Linked DNA regions of Mus musculus: region 2 is linked to region 1. Evidence: chromatin loops called from intact Hi-C (ENCODE). Cell type or tissue: left cerebral cortex. All regions are shown on one strand. Each heading gives the region's core, and the rest is flanking DNA. Links, peaks and the distances in the headings are about the cores only. Region 1 has its middle 8.1 kb from the start of Gp6. Region 2 has its middle 21 kb from the start of Ncr1.

Region 1 (16,066 bases), core at 3,439-11,438:
TGCACACAGCTTTTAAAGCCACCACTTATCTCTTCTTGCCAGCTGTATGGCAGCCTGTATGTCTGTTTGCCTTGGAGGAGCATAAACTGTGTCTTAGACTCCCATAAAATCCCTAATGGTTACTAGGGAAAGCATAGTCCATACTTCATAGACTGCCAGGTCCAAAGGTCATTCCAGTTCCCCAAACTCCAAAGGGCAGTGCATAAGTACAGAAATAAGAATCTTGGCCCAGCTCAAGCTAGACTATAGAAGAATTTCTGGCAGTTAGGTAAAAGTCAGCATTTCTCAAGAATTTGTGAAACAGTTCTAGATATCTAGAAGTCATCTCCTTTGCCTCTCCATTGGCACATACCTATGGTTGCATATCAAAGCCCAGGCTTGTCTCCAGGCTCCTACAGTCTCTATTCACAAGTAGGTGTTATACCATTCAAAACCCCACACTAGCATCCTGGCCCTTCTCAAATCCCAGACTTTCCTTCTTCTAGACAGCCATTTATTCTTGCTATTTCCATATTCTCTGCTATTTCTCCTGCTCTAGCCCTGGCCAAGTCCTGTCTGATTCTTTTTATTCCTAGTCTGGACTCTCCCAGATGCCTCTGGATATTTAGTCTGACTTGCTCAAAAAAAAAAAAAAAAAAAAAAAAAACAACTCTCCCCTCCTAGGAGATGGAGCAGCCATTTAGGTGGATTCTTTATTGTGCCCTCTCAAATACATATACCTACCAGGATCATTATAACTCCAAAAAGTGAAAAACATACCTCATTCCTGACATATGGAGTGATTTTTAGAAGTTCAAATCACTTAGTGATCTTCCAAAGGACTGCAGCTCAGTCACCAATGCCACATTAGCCTATAACTCCAGCTCCAAAGAATCCAATTCCCTCTCATTTACATACATACATATAATTGAAGTTAATTTTTTAATTACCCCACCCCTAATTGAGGAGCGTTTGGTAGGTGATGGCCGCTAATGGCAGGAAAGTCATCATTCTTCAGTGGTTTGACCTATGGTAGCTTGCCCATGTTTCATTGGATGGCCCTACACCTATGTGTGTATGGTAGCTTGCCCATATTTCATTGGATGGCCCTACACCTATGTGTGTATGGCGAGCACTAATTGGACTCAGGAAGTTACAAAAAGAAGATCAAAGGAAGAAGGGAGAGTAAAGGAGGAAGAGGAAAGAAAGTGAAAAGAAACACGGCTTTGTGGTCAAGTGTTTGCTGATCTTCCAGTGGACCTTAGCTAACTTCTCAACAACTACATTGGCTGGATTAACACCCACGTATAACTGCAGCTCCACAGAATCTAGTTCCATCTTCTGGCTTCTGCTGGCACCTTCATTCATATGACACACATGTATAAAAGTAAATCTGAAAGAAGAGGAGACTAACAGAGGAATGGCTACAGAAAATATGGTACATTTACACAATAGAGTACTACTCAGCTATTAAAACAATTACTTCAATGAAATTCACAGGCAAATGGATGGAACTAGAAAATATCACCCTGAGTGACATAACACAGTCACAAAAGAACACACCTGGTATGTGCTCACTGATAAATGGATATTAGGCAAAAATCTCGGAATACCCTTGATACAACTTGCAGACTATGTGAAGCCCAAAAAGAGGGAAGACCAAAGTGTGGATGCTTCAGTCCTACTTAGAAGGGGGAACAAAATAATCACAAGAGGGGGAGGATGTGAGGGACTTGGGGGGAAGAGAGGAGAGGAAGAGGAGAAAAGGAAAGCAGGATCAGGTGTGGGAGGAGATGGGGGAGATGGACAGGAAATTGAACAGAGGTGTGTAGCAATGGGGGATGAGAAAATGGGGGTACCCAAAAGAAAGTATCAGATGCCAGGAAATCAAGAGGCTCCCAGGACCCAACAAGGATGACATTATTTGAAATACCCAGCAAAGGGAAGAGAGACCCTGTAGAAACCATATCCAGAGGTTAGGCATGGCCCCAGTTGAGGGATGGGGCCACCCACCCTTCTCAGATTCTTAACCCAGAATTGCTCCTGTCTAAAGGAAATACAGGGACAAAGAGTGGAGTAAAGACTGAAGGAAAGACCATCCAGAGACTGTCCCACCTGGGGATCCATCCCATATGCAGCCACCAAACCCAGTCACTATTGCTGATGCCAAGAAGTGCTTGCTAACAGGAGCCTGATATAGCTGTCTCCTGAGAGACGCTACTAGAGCCTGACAAGTTACAGATGTGGATGCTCACAGCCAACCATTAGACCAAGCATGGGGAGCCCAATGAAGGAGTTATGGAAAGGACTGAAGGAGCTGAAAGGGTTTGCAACCTCATAGGAAGAACAGTATCAACCAACCATACACACCAGAGCTCCCAGGGACTAAACCACCAACTAAAGAGTACACATGAAGGGACCCATGGCTCCAGCTGCAAATGTAGCAGAGAATGGCCTTATCTGGCATCAGTGGAAGGGGAGGCCTTTGGTCCTGTGAAGGCCTGATGCCGCAGCATAGGAGAATGCTAGGGTGGTGAGGCAGGAGTGGGTGTGTAGGTGGGGGAGCACCTTCATAGAAGCAGGGGGAGGGGATGGGAGAGGGGGCTTCCAGAGGGGAAACTAGGAGGGGGGATAACATTTGAAATGTAAATAAATAACAATAAAAAAACTTTTTTCAAAAAGGAGACTAGAAAAGGTGATGGAGGTAAGTGTGAGCAGAGTATATGAAACATGTATAACAAAGATGTGCACTGTACACTGTGTAAAAGTCATTTATATGTCCATTGGGTGCTATGAGTTTATCAACTCCCTATAATCTGTAGGACATTTATCTTCTTCTACCACGGTATCCTCCACCACTTTCCCAAGAATGACCAAGCAAACTATATCCAAATACCTTTGCTGAAGGACTATAAGCAACAATTGGCCAAAGTCACTCTATGCACATTTAATGGACTTGTATGGAACTGTCTTCAATATACAAGCAGATGAAAGTTGTAGAAAGACCATTTATAGGAAGAAGAGAACCAGTGACAGGTGACTAGAGAAAGTAACGGAGGTAAATGTGAGCTAAGTACAGGAGACAAGTGTGAGGAAATGTCATCGTGAAACCCATTATGTTGCGACATAATTTCAAAAGTAAAATAAATAAATAAATACATCACACCCCCTTCTCCTAAGGCTCAGGAACCATAATGGAAGAGTGAGGCAGAAATATTGAAAGAGACAGATGGTAGATTACCACAAAGAATTGGTTTTGACTATACAAAGTATGGGCAACTGCTATATTTTTATATGATCAACAATGCACTTGGCCTGTTAAAACATGAATAAATGCATTGAGCCACCAAATTACAATGTCTGCAAGGTCACTAGTTAATAAGAGTGTCTTAGGCATATTGTAATCATGTAAGACCACAACTGTATATGTGACCCATGGTTGAATGAAATGGCACATTAATAAGCAACACACCACTATATACCCAGGAAAGAGTTACCAGATCTGAACTTATAAGTCTACTTCACTTTGATGTCAAATTTTATTTAAGAACTAACACACACTGGAGGCTGACCAGGTGGTTTAATAAGTGAAGGTGCTTGCTGCCAAGTCTGATGGCCTTTATTCGATCCCTAGCTCAGTAGGTAAAGGTGCTTGCCATGCAAACCCAATGACCTGGGTTTGATCTGCAGAACCCACCTAAAGGTGGACAGAGAAAACCAATTCCATCAACTTGCTCTCTGGCCTCCACATTGGGCCTTGGCATAAATACACCCATGCATACTATTATTTATTATCATTATTACTGATATTATTGCTATCATTATTATGATAGTAACACAAAAACTTCTTCCCTTCCAGCATAATGAAGGTCTCTGTACCTCCCCCCATATACCCAAAACCTGGGCCCATCCAGTCTTCTAAACTATGCCAATCTGAGGGCAAGCCAGTCTGTGTAACCTTAGCCACTAACTGCAAGTACTAATCCCACCCATAAGAGTAAAGACCATCAACCAAATTCTTCGATCAAATTAAAGCAAGCTTTATTTTCTGTCAGACAAGGCTACCTCCCTAAAGCAGAGTTTGAAAATATAGCATTGAACATGGGAAAGGGTAGGGTTTCTATAGTCCAAAAACTGCAAGATTAGGGTTTTCAAGGGTTGAGGAATTCCCAGAGGAACTTTGGTTATATAAGAATTTGATTGAACATTTTGAAGTTATCTGGCAGGATATCTTATCAGGGAATATTCAAGGTGTGAGTCAAACTCCAAGCAGTAGGAAGCAAGTCAAATCTCAGAAACAGGTAAAGCACAGTCAACTAGAATTTTGCAACAAACAGAGAAGAACTTGTTCTGACATTATAACAAAACGGCTTCCATCCTTAAGATAGAGTCTGGTTCAGAGGCAGGCAGATTTCTGAGTTCGAGGCCAGCCTGGTCTACAAAGTGAGGTCCAGGACAGCCAGGGCTATACAGAGAAACCCTGTCTCGAAAAACAAACAAACAAACAAATAAATAAATAATAGAGTCTGGTCCATTACATGAACTAAATGTAATTTTACTGAAAATTGAAACTGAAGGTTAGTTCCTTCCAAAAGTCTATGCTCTTCACTCTTTGGAAGAGGTCATTTTATTTTGTTTGTTTTGTCTACAAAGTGAGCTCCAGGACAGCCAGGGCTATACAGAGAAACCCTGTCTCGAAAAAACAAAAGCAAAAACAAAACAAAAAAAGTAAATAAATCTTTTAAGGGGCTGGAGAGATGGCTCAGTGGTTAAGAGCACTGACTGCTCTTCCGAAGGTCCTGAGTTCAAATCCCAGCAACCACATGGTGGCTCACACCCATCCATAATGAGATCTGATGCCCTTTTCTGGTGTGTCTGAAGACAGCTACAGTGTACTTACATATAATAAATAAAATCTTTTTTAAAAAATAGTTTATGCCATTATTTTTTATTTTTCATTTATTCTTCTTTCAAAATATGTTTTTCAACCTCAGCCTCCCCTCAACTCTTCCATTGTAGAGACTACCTCCAGTAGATAGGCACAGCCCCTGGTCAAGGGATGGGGCTCCCCACCCATCTCAAAGTTTTTAATGCAGAAATGTTCCTGTCCAAAGGAAGAACAGGGACCAAAAATGGAACTGAGACTGAAGGAAGGGCCATCCAGGGACTGCCCCATCTGGGGATCCATAATGTTTGCAGACACCAAACCCGACACTGTTGCTGTGGTCAAGAGGGGCTTGCTGACAGGAACCTAGTATGGTGGTTCCTTGGGAGGTCCAGCCAGCAACTGACCAATGCAGATGTGGATGCTTGGAACCAACCATCAGACTGAGCTCAGGGACCCTAGTGAGTGAGCTGTCGAAAGGGCCAGAGGAGCAGAGGGAAATTGCAACCCCATAAGAAGAACAACATCAGCTGACTGGACCACCCAGTGCTCCCAGAGACTAGACCACCAACCAAGGAGTGTACCAGGAGGGAGCTATGGCTCCAGATACATATGTATCAGAGGATGATCTTGCTTGACAGCAATGGGAGGGGAGGCTCTTGGTCCTGTGGAGGTTTGATGCCCCAGTATAGGGGAATGCTGGAGCAGTGGGGCATGAGAGGGTGGCTGGGTGGAGGAGCACCCTCATGGAGGCAAAGGGGAGGGGGAAGAGGGTGTATGTGGGATGGGGGGGTTGGTGGATGGGTAACCTAGAAGTGGGATATCATTTGAGATGTAAATGAATGGAATGATTAATAAATAATTTTTTAATTTCATACATGAATATGATGAAATATAATATCTGTGGGGAACAGATATTAAGAATGTGTATTGTTGACATGGAAACAGCACTGTAAAGGACCCCAATACTTCAGATCCACAGTAATGTCATAACCCTCCCCATGTAAGGCTCAGAGGGATAGCAAAGCTTTCCTCTGGTCCAAGAAAGAGTGTTGACAAATGATTTTACCAGCATGCACAAAAACTAGCAGCAACAAGATCCTATATAGACTACAATATGAGACTTCTTCCTTACAGAGACTTCCTACAGACACTAGTTAACTTTTCCTCTTTATACCTTAATTAATCTGAAGTAGTTGGTGCACTCCTTCAGAGTTACTCTCAGAGAAAAACCAAACTAGTTGTAGAAGTGGAAACAAAAGAAGGTAATGGGAATATGAACAAAGTACAATGGTGGGGGGCGGTTGGGGGGGTTGTTGTAAAATGTCATAATGAAGCACATTATTCTATGTGCTAGGATGTCCATCACCAAAGAGAAGAGGTGACAAAGTTTTGGAAAGAGTGTGGAGAATAGCGGACACTTGTACACTGTTGGAGGGAACATAGACTGGAACAGTCTTTGTGGAAAATGATATGGAGGTTATTAAATAAATTTGAAAAGACCTATCTATTGTGTTACCCAAATCATCTCTTCTGCATATATGCACAGGTGAATTAACATCACCACCTCATAAAGATTCTTGAAGTCCCATGTTTGTTTCAGTATTTTTCACAGTACCAAATGATGGCAAGAATTCTCTTTACTCTTGACTTATCCCTGGTGCCTGGATGTCTCCATGAGCAAACCTGAGTGATTCTACAAACCTGGAACCCAAAGTTTTACTGAAAAAGCTCTAGAGAGTGACAACCTCTTTGTTTTCTGAATTAGTTGCTTTTCTGGAGACTGTGATAAAATCAATTTGAGGAAGAGAGAAGGTCTTAGTTATTTTTCTGGTTTTTATGATTAAAAAAACTGACAAAAAGCAACTTAAGGGAGAGTCCATGGTTACAGTTCATCATGGTACAGAAGTCAAGGCAGCAGGAACCTGATATGGCTAACATATTGCACCCACAATCAAAAATAAGAAGGCAATGAATACTGCGCTCAACTGACTATCTCTACATAGTCTAGAAGCCCAATAAAGGGAATGCAATGGGCAGGTCTTCAAACCTCAATTAACGTAATCAAAATATTCTCTTACAACTATGTGTAGAGGCCAGTCTCCCAGGAGACTATAACTCATCAAGTTGACAATTGAGAATAATCATCACCAAGGGTTTATTTTGACTTAGCTTTAAGGTGTAGTCTATTATGAAAGTGAGGATACAGTAGATAGGTGTGTAGTGGTAGACACGTGATACAGATGGACGTTCTGAATCCATGGTCAGGAAGCAGAGACAGGGATCAATGAATAATGAAGTTACACTTAATTTCTACTTTATATTGAATCTAAGACCCTGCTCCATAAAATAGTATCACCTATATTCATGGTGTGTCTTTCCACTTCAGGTAAACATCTCTGGAGGAGCTCTGCAGATACACCTACAGGTTTATCTCTTAGATGATTCTGAAACCCATCAACTTAACAGCCAAGATTAAGGATAACACTGTTGAAGTGCTCTGTATCACTAATCAAAAGGAGTCCTCTTGTTCCTCTTTCAGTAGATAATGAAAATCGTGTCTTACTAAGTGTAGTAGCTATTCCTGGTTGTCATCTTGGCTATATCTACAATCCAGAACTTGAAGGCTCACCTGTGATCCTAATCTGGAGGCTGGGAGATACAAGTTTCTGACCTGGATCTTGGCATGGAGATCTTGAGGCATAGTAGCTATGTATCCCAGAAGATTGACAGGAAGATCTCTGAGTTCAAGGTCATCTGGGACAAAGCAAGTCCCAGATCCAGAGGTAGAGGCACACACCTTTAATCTGGGCCAAACCTTCTGCTGGAGGCCTACATAAGGACATTGGAAGAAGAAAGATTCACTCTCTTCTTCGCCTGCTTTGCCTCGTGGGACTGAACAACTGCTAGATCCTTGGACTTCCATTCACAGCTGCTGCTGAGCACTGTTGGGAAATTGGACTGCAGACTGTTAGTCATCAATAAATTCCCTTACTATATAGAGACTATCCATAAGTCCTGTGACTCTAGAGAACCCTGACTAAGTTAACATGAGCCCAAGGAAAGTTATCTGTTTATATCTGACAGGTACACAAGTGAGTACATGAGCAAATCACAAGGAATCACAGTTTGCTGAGTGATGTCTGTGAGCTCCAGAGTTTCTTCGTGGTTAACAAGCTTCTCCACACTTGAGTTCATTGGATCCCCAAGCTGATGGTTTGAGTTGAAGAGCATGAGAAGCTTCATTCATCATTCATGACACCCCCCTCTGCTGAAGAAATACCTGCATGCCTCATTGCTAGTTCTGGCTCTCCTCTTGGGATAATCTGTGTGTGGCATATACACAGGTCTGTGTAGACGTGTGGTGAAGAGTATTGGAGGGAAGTGAATGCATGTTCTCTTGGCATAGCTGGGCATAAGTCACCTCCTTTGAGTCTTCTGCTGCAGATGCCTGTCATCGGGAGACACCTAGGTAGGATTCTAGGAACGAAGGACAGAAAGGTAGGGAAAGCTCACCTGTGTGTGCACCTGGCTGCAGTTCTCAGGCTGAATGCATTCCAACTCATCATCTGGAAGGAAAGGTGAGAGAGTAGGCCTCTTTCACATGAGCCTTTAAGCTATATAGCTGTGTATTTTATGTTTCATAAATGACCAACAGAATCCTAGGGAAAGACAGCAACATGACGCAGCAGAGTGGCACCTCCCACCTCTTCTGTTCGTCTTTGAAGGTCTAAGTCCCCCAAGCATCCCTTTCCTCAGAGAGATGTACTCCACCTTACATTTACTGTTTTCTTCGATGTCCATGACTGGGCTGGAGCTGAGTAAAAAGAAGTTGAAAAGTTAAGTTATCCCTAAGAAATGACATATAAGTAGAATTTTTAGGAGTTAAGAATGTCCATTGAGCAGTAGGGGCCCTGGCTTCAATCTCCAGTACTCAGACAATAGTCTTAGATGGAGATGCAGAGGTGTATTTATTGGAAGAGTCAAATTTTCGTACCTCTTATATTTCACTTGGCTCGTGATCTCATCACTGCTGGTCTCTACAGAAAGACAACGATCAGCCTTAGAACCCACCAACCCCCATACACCACTCCCAGACTAATCCTTTCCCCATCCCGGAACATACTACATTTGGCCCAATGGTGCAGAGGCAGAGGAGGAAGAGGAGGAGAAGGAGGAGGAGGAAGCAGACAGCAGCAACTGTGACCCAAATCACAATGGGAGACCCAGATGGACCTGCAATGAGAAAACAGAGGTAGTCTGTTATTAAAGGTCGGTTACATTAGTTTACTCATTCAATCAGAGAATTATTGAGTGCTTACCTTATAGCAAACACAGAACTAGGTATTTAGGAAACTATAGGGAACCTACCTAACAAAACAATATGTGATTGATCATAGAGGTAGTGGCTATGATAAGTCTTATAAAATAGAGTCTTACTATGTAGCCCCAGGTGACTTCAACCCTGAGACCTTCCTGACTTCAGCTGCCTTCAGCTGGTATCATAAGCATAGCATACACCAGCATACCTAACTGATGAGAGAAATTAAATACAATACCAAAGTTCATTTGGGGAGGTGGTTCATAAAGGATAACACGCAGCCCTCTAGTGTTAGAGAAGAACTTCTTCCAGATAGTCTGGGAAGAGCATACACTAATCTTGACTGAGAGCCCGAGTGAACCACCTGCAGAAAAGACAATCACGAGACAACAGGCAAAGGGCTTTACAATAAAAATTGGAAGTCAAACATGAAATATGACATTCAGAAATTGAAAAATGTTACAATCTACAAAGACATTTCTAAATTAAATAACAGCCTACAAAGTGATGGGCAAACAGTGTCTAATATATTATATTTTGTTTGTTTTCTTTTTGTTTGTTTTAATAAAAGGGATGGAGCTTCGTAGCTAATCCTGGCAAACTCTAAGTCAACATAGCAAGGTCTTGCACATTTGTGTGCACTTCTATCGCACTAGTCACAGCAGATAGGAAATTTACACAGGGCAGCTTAGATGCACATAAATTAGACAATGTAGTATGTAGGCAGAATGGAACTTTATACATTTGGAGAGAAAAATGAAGTCATGACGCCCATAAGAAAATGGAAATCATTATATTACACCAAGTAAGCCAGACTCAGGGAGATAATACCACATGTTTTCACTCATGCAAGAAACTTACATTTAAAACTATGTGAGTGGGGCTGGTGAGATGGCTCAGTGGTTAAGAGCACCGACTGCTCTTCCAAAGGTCCTGAGTTCAAATCCCAGCAACTACATGGTGGCTCACAACCACCTGTAATAAGATCTGCCCCCCTCTTCTGGTGTGTCTGAAGTAAGCTACAGTGCACTTATGTATAACAATAAATAAATCTTTGGGCTGGAGCAAGCAGCAACTGAGCAAACAGAGTTGACCAGAGATGACAGGAGCAAGCAGAGCCAACCAAAGCAAGCAGGGGTCCTAAAAATTCAATTCCCGAGAAATGATCCATTCTTATCTCCTTGTACAAAGCTCAAGTCTAAGTAGATCAAAGAACTCCACATAAAACCAGAGACACTGAAACTTATAGTGGAGAAAGTGGGGGAAAGCCTTGAAGATATGGCCATAGGGGAAAAATTCCTGAACAAAAGAGCAATGGCTTGTGCTGTAAGATCGAGAATCAACAAATGGGAGCTCATAAAATTGCAACGCTTCTGTAAGGCAAAAGACACTGTCAATAAGACAAAAAGGCCACCAACAGATTGGTAAAGGATTTTTACCAATCCTAAATCTAATAGGGGAATAATACCTAATATATACAAAGAGCTCAAGAAGCTGGACTCCAGAAATTCAAATAAATTCAATTAAAAATGGGGTACAGAGCTAAACAAAGAATTCTCAACTGAGGAATACCAAAGGGCTGAAAAGCACCTGAAAAAAAGTTCAACATCCTTAATCATTAGGGAAATGCAAATCAAAACAACCTTGAGATTCCACCTCACACCAGTCAGAATGGCTAAGATCAAAAATTCAGGTGACAGCAGATACTGGCGAGGATGTGGAGAAAGAGGAACACTCCTCCATTGCTGGTGGAATTGCAAGCTTGTACAACCACTCTGGAAATCAGTCTGGTGGCTTCTCAGAAAATTGGACATAGTACTACCAGAAGATCCAGCAATACCTCTCCTGGACATATACCCAGAAGATGTTCCAACTTGTAATAAGGACACATGCTCCACTATGTTCATAGCAGCCTTATTTATATTAGCCAGAAGCTGGAAAGAACTCAGATGTCCCTCAACAGAGGAATGGATACAGAAAATGTGGTACATTTACACAATGGAGTACTACTCAGCTATGAAAGACAATGAATTTGTGAAATTTTGGAGCAAATGGGTGTATCTGGAGGATATCATCCTTAGTGAGGTAATCCAATCACAAAAAGTCACTAGATATGTATTCACTGATAAGTGGATATTAGCCCAGAAACTTAGAATACCCAAGATACAATTTGCAAAACACAAGAAAATCAAGAAAGAAGACCAATGTGTGGATACTTCATTCCTCCTTAGAATAGGGAACAAAATACCCATGGAAGGAGTTACAGAGACAAAGTTTGGAGCTAAGATGAAAGAATGGACCATCCAGAGACTACCCCACCTGGGGATCCATCCCATAATCAGCAACCAAACCCAGACACTATTGCATATACCAGCAAGATTTTGCTGAAAGGGCCCTGATATAGCTGTCTCGTGTGAGACTATGCCAGTGCCTGGCAAATACAGAAGTGGATGCTCACAGTCATCTATAGGATGGAACACAGGGCCCCCAAATGAGAAGCTAGAGAAAGTACCCAAGGAGCTGAAGGGGTCTGCAACCCTATAGGTGGAACAACAATATGAACTAACCAGTGCCCCCGGAGCTCTTGACTCTAGCTGCATATGTAGCAGAAGATGGCCTACTCGGCCATCATTGGGAAGAGAGGCCCCTAGGTCTTGCAAACTTTATATGCCCCAGTACAGGGGAATGCCAGGGCCAAGAAGTGGGAGTGGGTGGGTAGGGGAGCAGGGCAGTGGGAGAGTGTAGGGAACTTTTGGGATAGCATTTGAAATGTAAATAAAGAGAGTATCTAATTAATAAAAAAAAGAAAAGAAAAAAATTCAATTCCCAACAACCACATGAAGGCTCACAACCATCTGTGCAGCTACAATGTACTCATATACATAAAATAAAATAAATAAATCTTTAAAACTATGAGAGTTTGTATATTGAAACTAAAAATGGTGGCCATAAGGAAAGAGAAGTTAAGATATGTAGGAAACTGAAAGTGTAATGAAATTCTGTAACAGGAAAGCAGCAGTGGGGACTATTTTGGGGGAGAAAAAAGAAGAAGTAATGGCCTGTTTCTTCCTCCCAGTCCCATGTTCCCAGAAAAAAGACTCACACTCAAATATATTTACAAATACCTTGGCCATATAGCTGGGCTCTTCTCTGACTAGAAATAACTAAAGATAACCCCATTTATTCTAGCCTACATTCTGCCATGTGGCTGGTTACCTGTGCTCAAGTACCATGCATCCCTCATATCACATCTCCCCAGCCTACTTCTTTCCTTTCATCTCCTAAGTGACTCTCCAAATTCCTCTACCTGCTGGCTTATGACCTTCCCCCTCAGTCCATCTCATATCTCCAATGTCTCCCTGGGTCTCTCTTGAATCTCTCATTTATACTTACTATTTTCTAGAACCTTCTCTCTTCCTGCCAGTGTCCTACCTCCTATTTCCTGCCTCAGGTCATTGGCCATCAGCTTTTTTATTGACAGGTGATGTTTATAAGAGATTCTCTTTGCACAATAATAACACTTATTTTCTCAAACTCACAGAGATCTGAGTACTGGAATAAAAGATATGTCTGCCTGTGACAATACCTGACCTAAAATTTTAATGTAAACATGAACTAAACAGTCAGGAGTGTCGTATACCTTTAATCTCAGCACTTGAGAGACAGAGGTAGGCAGTCTCTCAAGGTTCTATACCTTGATTTCAAGGCCACCACAGTCTACAGAGCAAGTTCCAGGATGGGTAAACAGAGAAACCAGTCTCCAACAGCCAAAACAAAATTATTTGTTTAAAAAGAAAGCTTTATTTTCTGAAACTAGCACAAACTCTTTCAAAGTTTCTATCACCATTGGCTAGTGCTGTACTTGTCACACACAATTCAGAAGGAATGTTGCTGGGGGTTAGCAGTAAACAAGTGGTACAGCATCATTCAGAATGCATCTCACAGGGTTCCCGGATTCCACCAAGACTGGTCTGCACAGGTGAGAGTGTGGACTGCAGAGGCTAACAGCTTCTGGGACAGGCGGAACCCACAGAGCTTCTGGGGCAGACCGTGTTTCGGGCTCCAGACACCCGAGCACCTTCCCTCCCAGAGGAGAGGTGTCCGCCCCAGCCCGGGAGGGCTTTGCCACAGCATCTGGGGGAGACATCTTGGTTCCGGGATCCTGCCGAGACAACTCTGCGCAGGTGAGAGTGTGGACTAGAGAAGCTACACAAATTCTGGGACAAGCCCTGTTTTGGGCCTTCATCTTCTGCCAGGAGGCAGGTCCAAATGCCAGATATCTGTCCACCTTCCCTGCAAGAGGAGAGCTTGCCTGCAGAGAGTGCTCTAACCACTGAAACTCAGGAGAGAGCTAGTCTTCCAGGTCTGCTGATAGAGGCTAACAGAATCAAGAGAGGAACAAGCTCTAACCAGAGACAACTATAACAACTAACTCCAGAGATTACCAGATGGTGAAAAGTAAATGTAAGAATCTTACTAACAGAAACCAAGACCACTCACCATCATCAGAACCCAGCACTCCAACCTCAGCCAGACCTGGATACCCCAACACACCTGAAAAGCTAGACCCGGATTTAAAAGCATATCTCATGATGATGGTAGAGGACATCAAGAAGGACTTCAATAACTCACTTAAAGAAATACAGGAGAACACTGCTAAACAGTTACAAGTCCTTAAAGAAAAACAGGAAAACACATCCAAACAGGTGATGGAAATGAACAAAACCATACTAGACCTAAAAAGGGAAGTAGACACAATAAAGAAAACCCAAAGTGAGGCAACACTGAAAATAGAAACCCTGGGAAAAAAATCTGAAACCATAGATGCGAGCATCAGCAAAAGAATACAAGAGATGGAAGAGAGAATCTCAGGTGCAGAAGATTCCATAGAGAACATCGGCACAACAATCAAAGATAATGCAAAATGCAAAAAGATCCTAACGCAAAAAATCCAGGAACTCCAGGACACAATGAAAAAACCAAACCTATGGATAATAGGAGTAGATGAGAGTGAAGATTTTCAACTTAAAGGGCCAGCAAATATCTTCAACAAAATTGTGGAAGAAAACTTCCCAAACCTAAAGAGATGACCATGAACATACAAGAAGCCTACAGAACTCCAAATAGACTGAACCAGAAAAGAAATTCCTCCTGACACATAATAATCAGAACAACAAATACACTAAATAAATATAGAATATTAAAAGCAGTAAGGGGAGGTGCAGGAGGAGGGTGGGAGAAGGTAAAAAAAAAAAAAAAAAAAAAAAAAAAAGCAGTAAGGGGGTCGCCTTCCCATCCGCTGCCTCGATGATCTTCGCTTGCCTCCTCGCTCGCTGTCCCGTTGTCCTAGCCCACCGCCGCCCACTGAGCTTGTCCTTTCCCTGCTTGCAGGCATGGCTGACATCAAGAACAACCCCGAATATTCTTCGGTTTTCGGTGTCATGGGCGCCTCGTCCACCATGGTCTTCAGCGCCATGGGAGCCGCCTATGGCACAGCCAAGAGCGGCACTGGCATTGCAGTCATGTCAGTCATGAGGCCAGAGCTGATCATGAAGTCCATCATCCCAGTGGTTATGGCTGGGATCATCGCCATCTACGGCCTGGCGGTGGCAGTACTTATCGCTATCTCCCTGACTGATGGCATCACCCTCTACAGGTTTTCTTCAACTGGGTGCTGGCCTGAGTGTGGGGTTGAGTGGCCTGGCTGCTGGCTTTGCCATTGGCATCGTCGGAGATGCTGGTGTTCGGGGCACTGCCCAGCAGCCTCGACTGTTCGTGGGCACGATCCTGATCCTCATCTTTGCAAAGGTGCTTGGCCTCTACGGTCTCATCGTGGCCCTAATCCTCTCCACAAAGTAGTCCTTTTCCAACATCAGTCACAGGATAGGATATAAAGATCACCCCTCCTCATTCCAGAATGAACAGCCTGACGCATGCACGGGCAGCTGCCCCTCAGTAGTTGATCTTGTAAATGTGCAGTGTCCTAGTGCCCATTGTCTGTCGCCCCCGCCTTGCCCCTACTGCTCCATGCTGTGGACATATGGGCCCACTCATCTCCCACCCAGGCCCCTGACCAGTGACGAAGTCAGCCTCTGGTTACCCCACCCATCGCCCTAGAGTGCTCCTTGTGTATAAGAATGAACTAGAGTTGTCATTGTTCTCTTCACTGGATGTTTATTTATAAAAGATTTGACCTATTCATGCATCTGTGGAGCAGCTCTTGTCTCCCAACTATATAGTAATCATTAGTAGACTGTTGCCTTGTGGGGTTCCTGTTGCTGAGACTCCTTGGATGGAGCCACCTTCACCCCGGCCCTGAACAGCTAGGGTGGAGGATAGAGTGCTACTGCTCCTCAGAGCTGGCTCCCAGCTGTGTCCAATAAAAGTTCTCAGATGTGAAATAAATAAATAAATAAATAAATAATAAAAAGCAGTAAGGGAAAAAGGTCAAGTAACATATAAAGGCAGGCCTATCAGAATTACACCATATTTTTCAACAGAGACTATGAAAGCCAGACAGATGTTATATAGACACTAAGAGAACACAAATGCCAGCCCAGGCTACTATACCCAGCCAAACTCTCAATTACCGTAGATGGAAAAACCAAAATATTCCACGACAAAACCAAATTCACACATTATCTTTCCAAGAATCCAGCACTTCAAAGGATAATAACAGAAAAAAAAAAATACAAGGACAGAAAACAGGTCCTAGAAAAAGCAAGAAAGTAATCCTTCAACAAACCTAAAAGAAGACAGCCACAAGAACAGAATGCCAACTTTAACAACAAAAATAATAGGCCGGGCGTGGTGGCACATGCCTTTAATCCCAGCACTCGGGAGGCAGAGGCAGGCAGATTTCTGAGTTCGAGGCCAGCCAG
Region 2 (16,066 bases), core at 2,367-10,366, 90 kb before region 1:
TAAAATACAAACAACTAAAAAAGCTGACTCGTGAGGCAAAAAGACTGGTACAGAGAATGTACAAGATGCTTTCGTCAGAGACTGTTTTTTGCCATTCAGGCCAGCTCCTTATAGCTATGAAAGTTTGTGTACCTTACCTATATGCTTATTGTTAGATAATTTTAAGTTAAGATCGCCAATCTTGGCAAGTCTAAAATATTCATTGTAATTCTTGTCAATTAACTAATTGTGTAAATCCTAATTTAGATAAGGAATCTACTGTTATGTTTTTGTAAGAGACCTGCTTATGCTTTGCTGCCCATTAGAGTTAGAAAATGATCCTTGGTTTTAAAATCTGAAAATGCAAACTTTAAAAAGGTATCTACCACAGCTTTAGATCAGCAGCTACATACTGTCCATTTTGCTAATGATAAGCATAGGGATATTTCCATAGCTTTGTCAGAGCAACATATTATATAGATAAAAATTTAGAGGCAAAAGATGTCTTAAAGTAGTAGTCTTAGTAAGAAGACAGGATATAACATACATTAAGGCTAGAAAGGTAGAAATTTTAGACATAGCCAAGCCTTGACCGGTGTTCCACTGTCCTAAAAAGTCCTTGAGCAGACCATGGGTTTAGAATTCAGGAAGAAAGTTGACTATTCAGTGACATTCAGAATTGCCTCTGGCATTGCACTATCACTTTAATAAAAGCTAGGTCATTGCCTTACACAGGAACTTACCATCAACTAGGAAAAAGGAAGTTTAAGACCTAAAGAGGAACCAGAGTAGATACTTAGAACTGTAGATAGCTGAGTTACACCCATACACAAGTATTTACAATGGCCTAGAGGGAAGGTAGACTACCAAAACTGGTTTTTCAACCTCCCCCTGGCTTTCGACCTTGTTGCCCTCCCTTTTGGGACCCCTATTGGAACTCCTACTATTGATTTCCTTCGGTCCTTGGGCATTTCAGAAATTGACTCGATTTGTTAAATCTCAAATTGATTCATCTCTTTCAAGTGCATTTGTTTCAGTTCATTACCATTGGCTGGACGTTGGTGATAACAAGCAGGTTATTGGAGAAGAGGCAGACGCGGATGCCACTTCATCACCCTCTTCTCACGGAGAGAGACTCAATTTCCATAAAATGCTTAAGTAAGATCATTCCCCTCCCCCTAAATTCGGCCATCAGTCTCATGCCACAAATCATTTATAGATTGCCGTAGTCTGTGCTTCCGACATGGTAATATACATTCTCGCCACATTGGAAACTAAACAGTCATCCCAGGCTAGACACATCAAAAAATTAAAACTTGAAGCCGTCGCCCGTGAGAGTTGTAAGACTAAGTACTGCACAGAGATTAGTCTAGAAGCTGTTGGACAGTCTCTGAGAGGCATGTCTGATTGCATAAAGGTTGAGTGCCCCAGGGACCTTTCCCCAGAAAAAAACGGCACAGGAGCAGGTCAGGGTTACTCTGGGTAAAGATCTGTGGGCCTGAGAGTCAATCCTGTACATGGCCCCTAACATTACACACTGGGGATCAGACCTCTACCTCTACCCACGGAGCTTGCTTCATTCCTAAATCCCTTGGCTAGCCCAAGTTATATCCAAAAGATTGGAACCATTAATTCAAGCCTCATAGATGACTTGTCCTTGTGTCCTTCGTGGTTTTAGAGAATCACCCGGTGAGCAAACAGACGCTTAGGTGATCGTTAAAAACGTGGCTACAAATTTATTATACAATATGCCTTTTTAAAAATATTAAAACGGGGGAGATGTTGGGAGCCATTAAGGCAACGCTATTGTCCTGATCTCTGAATTGGGCCTCTCCCCCCAAGAAGAAAAAAGGGGTCAAAAGCGGGCCACCGACACATGGATTCCGAGAACTACGGGATGTTCCAGCCCTAGGTCATCACGGATGTCCTGACCACACCCTGATACCACCAAGTTCCTGCTTCCCCGTGTAACTGCCTAAGAATGTACATTTCTATTGCCCCCCCTCCCATAAGTACTTCTCCTTTTACTTGTATTGCCCTACCCCTCCCACTGATAAGTATCTGTACTTCCCCCTTTGCTTGTGCATTTAAACCTTGGACCTTTCTCAATACATAGGGGTCTTGATACAACTTCAGAACGGTTTCCGTGTCGTTATTCGTACAAGACCCTCGTCTCTCTCTACCCCCCATTTGGTTATTAGGAGGAGGTCCCCTCGAGATCCTCGAATAACTGGACCTGCTGGACGGGTCATGAAGGTACCCTGAAGTATTAGTCAGTGGTCTGCTAAAGGAACAAGCAAGTGCTCCAGTGTTCTCTTTAGAAAATCTGGCCTCAGGGGCCCTGTCCTGGGCTAAGTAATTGAAGAATGCACACCTGTATTACTCCAGTCTCAGTTTCTTATGCTGCTCAGATGTCACTCACCAACTTCTTCCCAATACTTATCCCTTTTGGGAGACCACCAAGAATGAATGAGAAAGATAAGGAAGACAACTGTGATGAAACCTGACTGTCTAATCTGAATATGCAGGAGCCCATGATTATCTGGAGGAAGATGTGAACACAAAAGGCAAAAATCTTAGGATCTCTATAATTGAGTGCCTTACTTTAATAATGTGCGAATAAATAATATGACGTTTCTTTAGAAAAAGAACTCACAGAGGCTGTGACAATATGCACAAGATTTGCCCAAATTCAAGCCAGATAAATTTCCAGCATGGAGAAAGGGAACTGGACCTGTACTGGCTAGATTCATGTAAAGTTGACACAAAGTATCTGAGTGGTGGAAACCTCTGTCGAGAAAATGCTTCCACAAGACTGGACTGTAGGCAAGCCTATAGAGCAAGTTTTTCATTAATGATTGTAGGTGGTGCCACCCCTGGGCTGGTGGTCCTAAGTTCTATATGAAGGCAAGCTGGTCAAGTCATGAGAAACAAGCCAGTAAGCTGGACCCTTCCATGGCTGCTGCATCAGCTCCTGCCTCCAGGTTTCTGACCTGGTTTTCTCCAGTGATGGACTACAGTATGGAAGTTTAAGACCAATAAACTATTTCCTACACCCCAAAAATATGAATCTAGATGGGACTTGTCATATGTCTATCTTTTCTGAATTTTCTCATATGAAAATCTTAGAGTAAATACAATATTGCTATATATAGTATGAATGCAGGTAAGGGGGAAACCTCACAGAATATCCAGAATTCTGTTATTATGTGCATTATAAAATGATTTTGCTTCAGCTAGAGGCTTCTATAAATTCAGAGTATAAAATCCAAGATGATCAGTCCTTCCATGAAGCACTGTGCAGGCAGAAGTTACTGATGTAAGACCATTATCAATGTGCAGCTTTCCTACACCTTGAAAGACCATGTCACCATGAATCTTCAATTTTTATCTCTTACATCGTACATTGTAAATTACTTCTATTTCATTTGACTCATGCCCCATTTCATCACTGTTATACCACTGAAAGAAAATGACAAGACACAATATGAATTTCATGTGTTCAGTATCTTAACCAGATATTCATACCAGTATTAAGTAAACTGCTTTGTAACATCTACACATACAATACTCTTGAACCAAACAATGTTTCCCAGATGGGAAAAAAATGAAGTCAAGATCATTCAGCAACAGACATTGTTTGTACATCTTGCCTTCTGCTTGTTGCTTCCTTTTAGGCTAGTGTTCACTTGCAGGGGTCTTGGGTGCAGAAATTAGAGATAAAGTCAATTTGTATCTCATGATGTCACTAAATAACCTCTGATGTTGCAGAGTTTGGGAACAGAAATGCCACAGACCCTCTTTGGTCCCTGTCAGTGTAGAACGAGTCTCTGGTTGCAGATGGACAATGAATGACAGATGCAACACAGGAGATAGTGTAGAATCTGAATGTAATTTGTCAAGTCGAGCATCGAACTTTTTATACAGAAGAATAACAAGAAACCAGGTGAGATACATCTGCCAAGTTACAGTGACACAAAACATAAGGAATGTATACATCAAAAGATGGCAGGGACCAGGCACTGTTGTTTACCTCTAAGAAAGCAGCCAGGTGTAATGCTAGTCTATTGTTAAACCCACCACCAGGGGTTCTAGTGAAGAAACCTGTCTCAGGGGGATTCCCTAACTCTCTCATGGTAAATCCACCTATTAGCTAGGCCATTGTGTATTCCTTTGTCTGGGTAAGACCCGCTATTGTCCCAAGTAAACACTCTGCAGACCTTCCCTGAGCTATTCCAGCTCCATTCTTTGTAATGCCTAATTAGTTTCACTGTCTCTACTAGAAGTAAATTTGAATGTTACTGAATAGATAACCTTCTCATTGAATTCCTACTGAATTCCAAGTTTGTCGGCTTCAAGGATTTTCTAGGATATTGGAACATTGGCGAAGGCTATGTCAGAATTCAATCTTAAAGGGCACTTATAATAAAATAATACTAAAAGAGAGCACATGGATCCATACATCAGACTAACTCGGGGATAGGGTATGAGTATACGGGTTATGAGAATGCCAAGGTTCCAGGAGGTGAGTTTCTCTGAAACTCTTTGCCTCATGAGTGCTTCCAGGCTTCTCGGCTTGTCAAGTAGACTACACTGGAGTGTGCATAGCACAGAAAAAGGAAATGATGAAGTTAAGAATACAGAGCTGTGACTCAGCTGATCCAACTCATGAACACAAGAAGTGTTGGTCCCTAAGTTTCCACAATACAGAAGAGGGATCATTTACTCACTAGTTTTAGAGTGTTTCTATACATGAAGGATAATTTCCTGAAGAATTAATCAGAGAAGGGGAGGGAATAGTTGGTCAGTGATGTCTGTCTTCCTATTAAGGAATGTCCTTTGAGGTTGGTCAGGGAAACTCACTTTACCCATTAATGTTGAACCTGTAAAGTTATAAGATGCATGGATGTGGTTTTCTTAGAGTAGGTGACTCCTTGTATTTCAAATTTTGTTGAGACAGTAGAAATACTGTGGAGAGATCTATGTGAGGAGAAATCAGGAGTGTTAGAGAATCTCATATCTGCCCTAACTGATCCCAATATTATTCCTCATGAATGTATTATGACACCTCCTATATATGCCTTGATACATAGATATCCCAATGTGTTTGGCCAGACAAGATAAGGATTCTTTGGCAAGCTCTTTAACTATTATTGTATAATCTGATACCCTGATTCAAACTTCATCTCTTCTTTAAAAAGTATTTTTACTGAAATTCAATTAAATCCTATCGCCTCTTTGTTTCTTCTCCTCTAGACTTTTCTATTACTCTTTCTCCAAGCTTTCTCATAACACCTCACATTCTTACATTGAGAGCATTTTTTTTTCATTGATCATTACAGTTACAGGTGTGAGTCCATTTCTGTACATGCACACACACATATATGGATGAGTCTGTTTTGTTTTATATATACACACATATATAACATATGAATATATATGTGTGTTTGTATATATATACATATATGCATATGTAATCTATACATAGATACATATACACATATACATGTATACACACTGACAAATATACTCATACATACATGTACATATGTACACATATACATGCATACATTGACACATATACACATTGGCACATTAATACATATATACATGACACATATACATTACACACACACACATTAAAATCAAAAGAAAAGAATCAAGAGTCTCTCTCTCCTCTCTTTCACACTCACACACACACACACACACACACACACACACAGTACCACCTCCAACATTAAAATAGCAGGAATTAGCCAGGCGTGGTGGCTCATGCCTTTAGTCCCAGCACTTGGAAGGCAGAGGCAGGCAGATTTCTGAGTTCAAGGCCAGCCTGGTCTACAAAGTGAGTTCCAGGACACCCAGGGCTACGGGCTACAGAGAAACCATGTCTCAAAAAAAAAAAACCAAACAAACAAACAAACAAACAAACAAACAAAAGCAGGAATTAATAATCTTTGGTCATTAGTATCTCTCAAAATCAATGGACTCAATTCCCCAATAAAAAGACACAGGCCAACAGACTGAATGCCTAAACAGGATCCATCATTTTGCTGTATAGAAGAAACATATATCAGGATAGCCATTACTCAAAGAAAAAGACTGCAAAAGTGTTTTCCAAGTAAATGGACACAAGAAACAACCTGTAGTAGGAATCATTCTGTTATCTAATGAAACAGACGTCCAAGCAAAAGTAATCAAAAGAGATGGGGAAGGACACTTCATACTCAACAAAGAAACACACCACCAAGAGAACTTCTCATTTCTGAAGATCCATGTCCCCAAAGCAAGTTATTCAATAAAATCAACAAAACAGACAAACCCTTAGTGAAACCAACTAAAAGACAGTACCAGAATTAACAAAATCAGAAATGAAAAGGAAGATACAACACATACTGAGGAAATTCAAACAATCACAATTACATCTTACTTCAAAAGCCTGCACTCTACAAAATTTGAAAATCTAAATGAAGTGGATAATTTTTTTAGACAGATACCAGTTACCAAAGTTAAACCAAGAGTGGGTAAACTACTAAAATAGTCCTATAACACCTAAAGAAAGAAGGAGTCACTAAAATTTCCCCAACCAAAAAAGAAAACCAGGGCCAGATGGTTTCAGTACAGAATTCTACATGACTTTCCAAGAGGAACTAATACAAATACTCCTCAAAATATTCCACAAAATAGAAACAGAAGGAATATTACTAAACTCATTCTATGAGGCCACAGTCTCTCTGATACCTAAACCACACAAAGACTCAACAAAGATAGAATTTCAGACAAATTTCCCTTATGAACATTGATGTAAAAATACTCAATAAAATTCTTGCTAACCAAATCCAAGAAAATATTAAACACATCATCCACCATGGTCAAGTAGGCTTTATCCCTGGAATACAGGGGTGATTTCATATATAAAAAATTCTGTCAGCATAATCCACCATACAAACAAGTGTGTTCATCTTCTTAGATGATGGAAAAGCCTTTGAGAAAAATCCAACTCCATTTCATGTTAAAAGTCTTAGAGAGATCAGGGATACAAGGCTTAAACACAATAATGGTAATATACAGCAAGCCAATAACCAACATCAAATTGAATGGAGAGAAACTTAAAGTAAGCTCACTAAAATCAGGGGCAAGACAAGGTTGACAACTCTCTCCCTACCTATTCAATATTGTATTCAAAGTTCTAGACAGAGCAGCTAGACAATAAAAGATCAGGGGAATAAAGATCTGAAAGGAAGAAGTCAAGGTTTCACTATTTGTAAATGATATGATAAAATAGAAAATAGACCCCAAAAAATGTTACCAGTGAACATCTATAGCTGAATAACAACTTCAGCAACATGTACAGATATAAAATGAACACAAACAAATCAGTAGCCTTCCTTTAAACAAATGATGAACTGGCTGAGAAAAAAAAAATCGGGAAACAACACCCTTCACAATAGTCACAAATAATATAAAATATCTTGGGGTAGCTCTAACCAAACAAGTGAAAGATCTGTATGAGAAGAACTTAAAGTCTTTGAAGAAAGTTATTGAAGAAGATATCAGAAGGTGGAAAGATCTCCCAGGATCATGCATTAGTAGGATTAACATAGTAAATATGGTCATTTTACCAAAAAACAATCTACACATTCAATGCAATTCCCATAAAAATCCAACACAACTCTTTACATATCTTGAAAGAACATTCTCAACTTTGTATTGAAAACCCAAAAACTCAGGATAACTAAAGTAATCCTGTACAATAAGAATTTGTGGAGATATTACCGTCCCTGGTTTCAAGCTATTCTACAAAGCAAAAATAATAAAAACTGTAGAATATTGGTTAAAAAAAAAAACAGACAAGGTGATCAATTGTATAAAATCAAAGTCCTGAAAATAAATCCAAACATGCCTATGGACACTTGATATTTCAGCCAAAACCATACAATGGGGGGAAAAAAAGAAATCATCTTCTACAACTGGTTTAATTGGATGTCAGCATGAAAAAGAATCAAATAGACCCATATCTATCTCCCTGCATAAAACTCAAGTCCAACTGGATCAAACACCTCAAAGTAAAGCCAGATACACTAAATTTAATAAAAGAAAATGTAAGAAGCTCTCTGGAACACAATGGCACAGGAGAAAAATTTCTGAACAACATACCAATAACCCAGGTACTAAGATAAATAACTAATAAACAGAACCCCATGAAACTGAAAAGCTTCTCCAAGGCTAAGGACACCATCAATTGGACAAAATGGTAGCCTACAGATTGGGAAAAGATCTGTACTAACCCTCGATCTGATAAAGGGGTAATATTCAAAATATATAAAGGACTCAAGAACTTAGACATCCACAACCAAAATAACCCAATTAAAAACTGAGGTACAGATCTAAACAGAAAATTCTCAACAGAGGAGTCAGTAATAGCCAAGAAACACTTTAAAAGGTTCAAGGCCTTAGTTGTCAGGGAAATGCAAATCAAAACAACTCTGAGATTCTACCTTGCAACCATCAGAATGGCTAAGATCAAAAACTCAAGGGAAATCACATGCTGGCAAGAATGCAGAGCAAGGTAAACACCTCCATTGCTGGTGAGACTGTAAGCTTCTACAACCATTCTAGAAATGGTTTCATATCAATTTGTTCATTTCTCAGGATCATGGGAATAGTTCTACCTCAAGACTCAGCTATACCATTCCTGGGCATATTCCCAAAAGATGATCTACTATCCTACAAGGACGCTTGCTCAACTGTGTTCACAGTAGGTTTATTCATAATAGCCAGACACTGGAAACAACCAAGATGTCCCTCCACTGAATGGATAAAGAATATGTGGTACATATATATAATTGAATACAACTCAGCTATTAAAAACAAGGACTTCATGAACTTTGTAGGCGAATGGGTGGAACTATAAAATATGATCCTAGGTGAGGTAACCCACAACCAAAAGCACAGAACTCACTTATAATTGAATATTACCCATAAAGCACTGTATAACCTTCCTAAAATCCACTGACTCAAAGAAGCCACATAACAAGGAGGGCGCAAGGGAGGATGTTTGAATATTTCTTAGAAGGGGAAATAAAATAAGATACTGGAGATAAGATAAGAGGGAGGAAATTGGGTAGTAGTGTGAAAGGAGCTGGGGTGGGTTTAGGTGTAAAAAGAGCCTGGGAGACACAATGAAAATCAGCAGTGGGTGCATGGTAGGGGCATCTCTCTGATGTGCCAGAGACCTCGGGCAGAAGTAGGCCAAAGGGTGTCTCACATAATTGTCCTCTGAGAGGCTTCACATAAGCCAATTTGGAAACAGATGCAGAGACCCATAGCCAAACATCAGAAAGAGCTTGGGAGTCTTGTGGAAGAATTGGAGGAAGGATTGAGGGACAGGAAGAGATCAGGGACTTCACAGGAAGACCATCAGTGTCAACTAACCTGGACCCTTTGGGGCTCTAAAGACTGAACCACCAATGAAAGAGTAAGCATGGACTGGACCTATCCTCATCCCACACATATGTAGCAAAAGTGCTGCTTGATCTTCACTAGGGTGTCCCAACAACTGGAGTGGGGACTGTCCCTGAATCTGTTGCCTGCCTATGGATCCCATTCTTCTAACTCAGATGGCTTGTCTGGCCTCAGGGGGAGAGAATGTGTATAGTCTTACAGTGACTTGATGAGCCAGGTGGGTGATACTCAGGGGGCTCCTGCTTCTCATAGGAGAAGAGAATGGGGGAAGAAGATCTGTGAGAAGGCATACTGAGAGGAGAAGGGGGCTGGTATTGGGATGTAACAGTATGATCTATCAAACAAAGAAACTCTGGGTAAAAAATTTTGTGAAATTGGAAATAAGTCATTGCAGCACAAAAAACAAACAAACAAACAAAAAAAACCTACAATAGCCAGGTCCCCACAATAGAAAAAGAATGTAGAATCCAAACTGGAAAAAGCTCCTACTATGAATATGACTAGCTGATTTCCATTCCCAATCCCTACCTTGTGACAGGAGAGAAATTATTCCAGCAGGTTGTAATCTGATACATACCACTGTGCCATGGTATGTATGTATGTATGTATGTATGTATGTATGTATGTATGTATATACATATATATATATATACATGCATACACACAAACTAAATGCAAAATGTTTTAAGTTAACAGAATGCTTCAATAGTACACCTAATTACTTGTAAGCTTGTATCAAGCATTATATAATCTGATGTGTAAAAGCAGAAACAGAATAAAAATTAAATGAAGAAGAATGAGTGGACTTTTCATACCATCCAAACACCAAATGAGTCATGAAAATTCATTAAAGGAACACAGAGGCTCACACATACACACAGGTAGGGGAAGATGAGATCTAGAATTAGTCTAGGTAGGGGTATGAATTTTGTTAAAATATATTGTATAAAATACTCAAGAATTTGTAAAATATTAAAAACACAGCTAATAAAGTAAACAGAAAAACCGATTTAGAGAAAACATTGAGAGCATTCTTTAAACAAAGAGAAATATGAAAACGGTCAGGTCCAAGATGGTCATTGACATGAAAGAAAATTAACACAAATAATCAAGGTCACAGAGAAATTATTATCATAAGAGACCTTCACAGAATGACAAAAGAAGCAAATGACATATAAGGACTTCTAGTACAGCTAATGGCAGATTTCTGAGCAAAGACCTGCAGACCACAAGAGACCAGGATGATCTAGTCAATGAGGTGACTGGAAAAGCAAAATAACCTGCCTATAAATGTCACAAACTGTCCTTCAGAAATGAAGTATATAAAAGATTCCTCATAAAAACAGTGGCAGAGAGAGTTCATGACCAACAGACACTGGAAATGTTCAGTTTTTTCAAGCTAAAGGAAATGGCTGGTAATTAGTTGCTACTAAATCTTCATGTAAAAATCATTTCATTTCTCTCTTCCTTTTCTCTGTCCACATATTCCCATGCTAATGGCCTTTTTCTCTTTCATATTAATGGCCTCTTCTTTAATTGATGTTATATATTGAAAACGAGTGTGTATGTGTGTATGTATGTGTGTGTATGTGTGTGTAATGTTAATGTACATATTATACACGTATATTGCTAAATATATAATGACAGCATGCTCAGTCCATATAACATTACTATATGTATATTTTTCAAGGAAAATTATTTAGTTTAGATAAATAATTGGCGAACTGTCCTTTGGAAAAGACTTTCTCCTAGTCTCACTAAGAGACTAACTAACAAGTCCCTTCCGGTCGGCAGCAGCACCAGGTAACCTTGGGCGCAGAATCAGCAGACACCCCCACAGTCCCCAGAGGACTCTCCACACGATCTTAGGATCACTGGTAAGTGGAACACAACATCAGTTCCAATCCGATTGTGACTGACTTGTGACAAAGGAACAAAGACACCAGAGCCCTTCCTGACCAGAGGCTCGAGTTCCTTTTGATCAGTTCTGGTTTCGCTTGGTTTCAAACAGACCAGACAGCTCCATGGTCCTCAAAGGAGACACCACTTCCCAGCACTGTAACATGCCCAGGATCTTAGGACAACAGGATCCCAGGATAACAGGAGCTGGGTCACACCAGTATTTCAGGGTCTCAGAGGAATTTGACTACCAAGAACTGACACACCCAGAAGCTCAGGTTCACAGGAGCCCACAATAAAAGGATCACAGAGAAAGCTGGACTCAGGAGTCCTGAATCAACTGGGAAGGTCAGGCTCCAATCAGATATATTGAGGGCAGCAAGCACTTGAGATAATCAGATGGCAGGAGGCAAGCGTAAGAACAGAAGCAACAGAAACCAAGGGTACTTGGCATCATCAGAACCAAACTGTCCCACCATAGCAAGTCCTCGATACACTATCACACCAGAAAAGAAAGACATAGATCTAAAGTCACTTCTCATGATGATGATGGAGGACTTTAAGAAGGAAATACAGGAAAACAGCTAGAAGCCTTTAAAGAGGAAACACAAAAATCCCTTAGAGAGTTACAGAAAAACACTACCAAACAGGTGATGAAATTGAACAAAACCATCCAGGATCTAAAAATGGAAGTAGAAACAATAAAGAAAACCCAAAGGGAGACAACTCTAGAGATGGAAACCCTAGGAAAGAAATCAGGAACCATAGATGCGAGCATCAGCAACAGAATACAAGAGATGGAAGAGTGAATCTCAGGGAACATGGACACAACAATCAAAGAAAATGCAAAATACAAAAAGATCCTAACTCAAAACATCCAAGAAATCCAGGACACAATGAGAAGACCAAGCCTACGGATAATAGGAGTAGATGAGAATGACTTAAAGGGCCAGCAAATGACTTCAACAAAATTATAGAAGAAAACTTCCCATACCTAAAGAAAGATATGCCCATAAACATACAAGAAGCCTAGAGAACTCCAAATAGACTGGACCAGAAAAGAAATTCTTCCTGACACATAATAATCAGAACAACAAAAACACTAAAGACAGAATATTAAAATCAGTAAGGGAAAAAGGTCAAGTAACATATAAAGGCAGGCCTATTAGAATTATTCCAGACTTCTCACCAGAGACTATGAAAGTCAGAAGATCCTGGACAGATCTTATACAGACCCTAAGAGAACACAAATGCCAGCCCAGGCTACTGTACATAGCAAAACTCTCAATTACCATAGATGGAGAAACCAAAGTATTCCATGACAAAACTAAATTCACACAATATCTTTCCATGAATCCAGCCCTTCAAAGGATAATAACAGTAAAACACCAATACAAGGACAGAAACTACGCCCTAGAAAAAGCAAGAAAGTAATCCTTCAACAAACCTAAAAGAAGACAACCACAAGAACAGAATCCCAACTCTAACAACAAAAATAACAGGAAGCAACAAATACTTTTCCTTAATGACTCTTAATATCAATGGAATCAATTCCCCAATAAAAAGACATAGACTAACAGACTGGCTACACAAACAGGACCCAACATTTTGCTGCTTACAGGAAACCCATCTCAGGGAAAAAGACAGACACTACCTCAAAGTGAAAGGCTGGAAAACAATTTTCCAAGCAAATGGTCTGAAGAAACAAGCTGAAGTAGCCATTCTAATATCAGATAAAATCGACTTCCAACCCAAAGTTATCAAAAAAGACAAGGAGGGACACTTCATATACATCAAAGGTAAAATCTTCCAAGATGAACACTCAATTCTGAATATCTATGCTCCAAACTCTAACTAAGGAAGTGAAAGATCTGTATGATAAGAACTTCAAGTCTCTGAAGAAATAAATTGAAGAAGATCTCAGAAGATGGAAAGATCTCCCATGCTCATGGATTGGCAGGATTAATATAGTCAAAATGGCTATCCTGCTGAAAGCAATCTACAGATTCAATGCAATCCCCATCAAAATTTCAACTCAATTCTTCACAGAGTTAGAAAGGCAATTTGCAAATTCATCTGGAATAATAAAAAACCTAGAATAGCAAAAACTATTCTCAACAATAAAAGAACCTCTGGTGGAATCACCATGCCTTACATTAAGCTGTACTACAGCAATTGTGATAAAACTGCATGGTACTGGTAAAATGACAGACAGGTATATAAATGGAATAGAATTGAAGACCCAGAAATGAATCCACACACCTATGGTCACTTGATCTTTGACAAGGGAGCTAAAACCATCTAGTGGAAAAAAGACGACATTTTCAACAAATGGTGCTGGCACAAATGGCAGTTATCATGTAGAAGAATGGGAATTGATCCCTTCTTATGTCCTTGTACAAAGCTTAAGTCTAAGTGGATCAAGGAACTCCACATAAAACTAGAGACACTGAACCTTATAGAGGAAAAAATGGGGAAAAGCTTAAAAGATACAGGCACAGGGGGAAAATTCCTAAAGAGAACAGCAATGGCTTGGGCTGTAAGATCAAGAATTAACAAATGGGACCTAATAATATTGCAAAGCTTCTGTAAGGCAAAAGACACTGTCAATAAGACATTTTCTAAAGTAAACAGTATTGAGGATCCCCATTACATTTTGAGTCCCTCAGTGTCTCTTCACAGAAGCCCAAAAGACACCATGATATTCTGACAATATGTAATGGGTTAAATAGATGTGACAAAGACCCACACTAAAGACCTAGTTACAACCACCTCAGCATAAGGCTAAAGAAGTCAAACTATCCTTGCCTCCACTAAAATCAGCTAGTCTTCATGTTAAGAGTTCGTCTGGCATTTGTAGTTCTGTCTTCCTTACTAAACCACTTTTATTTCAGGTCTTAAAAAAATTCATGAAGATGCTATCATGTGAAGCCATGATGCTGACATAGCCTTAGTCCAGTAAGTTTCCTGTCCATGTGTTCACACCAAAAGTTATTTGTGATAGAGAATGGTACATGGGATGTATGTGGTCTGAGTTTCTGACCACAAATTTCTACATCTGCTACTCCTTAGGCAGAAGCAAGAGTTTCGTTTTTAAATACTTAGCTCTCTGTTGCTCTTGGGTGGACTCTAAGAAGAGACAAATAATCTTTCTGTTTATAATCCAGACACTAAAGGAGTGTGTTCCCCAAAGGATGTCTAGTGGTACTCAGATTCTATTCTTTATTTTCATATTAAATTTCTTTTTATTTTCTACTAGCAGTGTTCATTATGCAGTTCAGTTTTTCTCAGAACTCACTTAGGAGACACAGACTATACTCAAACTGAGTTCTTTTCCTTCAGCCTGCCAAATGCTAGAAATACAGGTGTGCAGTACCATATATGTCTTTAACCATTTTTATTCTTGTATTTGTTGGATAAAATGGTTATTTGACTCCCAGTTCTGTCCCTGTGTGTGAATCACAGTCACTAGAGCCAGACATTTGGTCACACTGTATCTATAGTTTAAAAAAGATATCAAGAGGGGCATGATTATAGCTAGAATTCTTGACTATTAAACACTTCAGAATACCTTGCTTAGGGAATGATGCAATTCCCTAAATAGTGGGCACATCTTCTCACACCAATTAAACTAAACAGGAAAAATTTCCCCCAGACAAGTCTGTAGGCCAACTTTCTCTGATGTCTAAAACACTGTTTCACTCTGGGGTTTTGTTTGTTTGTTTGTTTGTTTGTTTGTTTGTTTTGAAGTTATTCTAGATTGAGGAAAGTAGACATTTAAAATAAAAAATTACATTTCCAGAAAAATAAATGCACTACGCTTTACAATAGCCTAAAATATAGAGTTGCCATAAGACCAGGCACCTCCTCTCTCATTTTAAGGCCAGAGGAGGGACCCCAGTAGGAGTAAACGGACATAAAAGGACTCAGCAGTGTCAGAAACAGCCCCTGCTCACACTAGTAAGAGTCCCACAAGAATATCAAGATACACAACTGTAACATATATGCAGAGGGCCTAGGTCATTCCACGCAGGTCCCTGGTTATCAGTTGAGTCTTTGTAAGTACCTATGAGACAATGTTAGGCCACTCTGTGTAGGTCTGCATGCAGTGGTGAAGCAGGCAGGGAATCCTTTGCCAGGCATGTGGAAGTGAAAGGTCTTGTGAGACCACTAGGATCCTGTGGGCCTGGGTACCAAAGGTTTTCCATGTAGACCTCTACCCAGGCCTGGTGGGAAGGTCCCAGCGCGGGGAAGTGAGTGCAGGCAGGGAGAGAAAGCCTCTGCCTCTCTGAACTGAGTCAGACCAGGCTGGTCAGCAAAAGGCCCTGACAATCCAGTGAGGAATTCCTGGGAACTTGGGTGCAGCTAGAGAGATCTCTTCCCAAGTGTTACAGCTCTTGGAACAAAAGGGTCAGACAAAGGAATAGTTCTTGCATGCCTTTAATTCCCTGCATGGCCCTCCCTATATACAGTCCTGGCGGTGATCTAGGGTTTGACAGCAAGCCCCTCTCATTGGCTTGGACTGAGAGTTTGGGGGAAACCTTATTTGCATGTGGGAGATGGTGCTATTCCTAAGTGGCTGATAGCCACGCCTCTCCTGTTGGGGTTGTGAGGGCGGTAACTCCGACAGGAGCCAGGGTTCAGGAGATGTGAGAGAACTTCTTCCATCCCATGTAAGTGAATTATCACTACCGGGTCCTGGGGTTCAAGATCTAGCCTCAAC

What was found. A loop is a pair of places that touch in the nucleus more often than their neighbours do. Peaks named below come from ENCODE experiments on the same cell type or tissue, not always from the same donor. Only the 100,000 strongest peaks of a DNase experiment are listed, where the experiment ranks them.
Region 2: a loop joins it to region 1, with 2.4 times the contacts of the local background. A loop is called at or near these places in 2 of 42 quality-filtered maps.

What each region holds. Positions count from the first base shown.
Region 1 is chr7:4,397,858-4,413,923 of GRCm38, forward strand. It overlaps the pseudogene Atp6v0c-ps1. Among named protein-coding and RNA genes, the nearest start is that of Gp6, 8.1 kb to the left of the region's middle. In left cerebral cortex, for the core only: no CTCF peak of the experiment used is centred there; no DNase peak of the experiment used is centred there.
Region 2 is chr7:4,309,146-4,325,211 of GRCm38, forward strand. No RefSeq gene overlaps it. Among named protein-coding and RNA genes, the nearest start is that of Ncr1, 21 kb to the right of the region's middle. In left cerebral cortex, for the core only: no CTCF peak of the experiment used is centred there; a DNase peak (open chromatin) is centred at 6,580.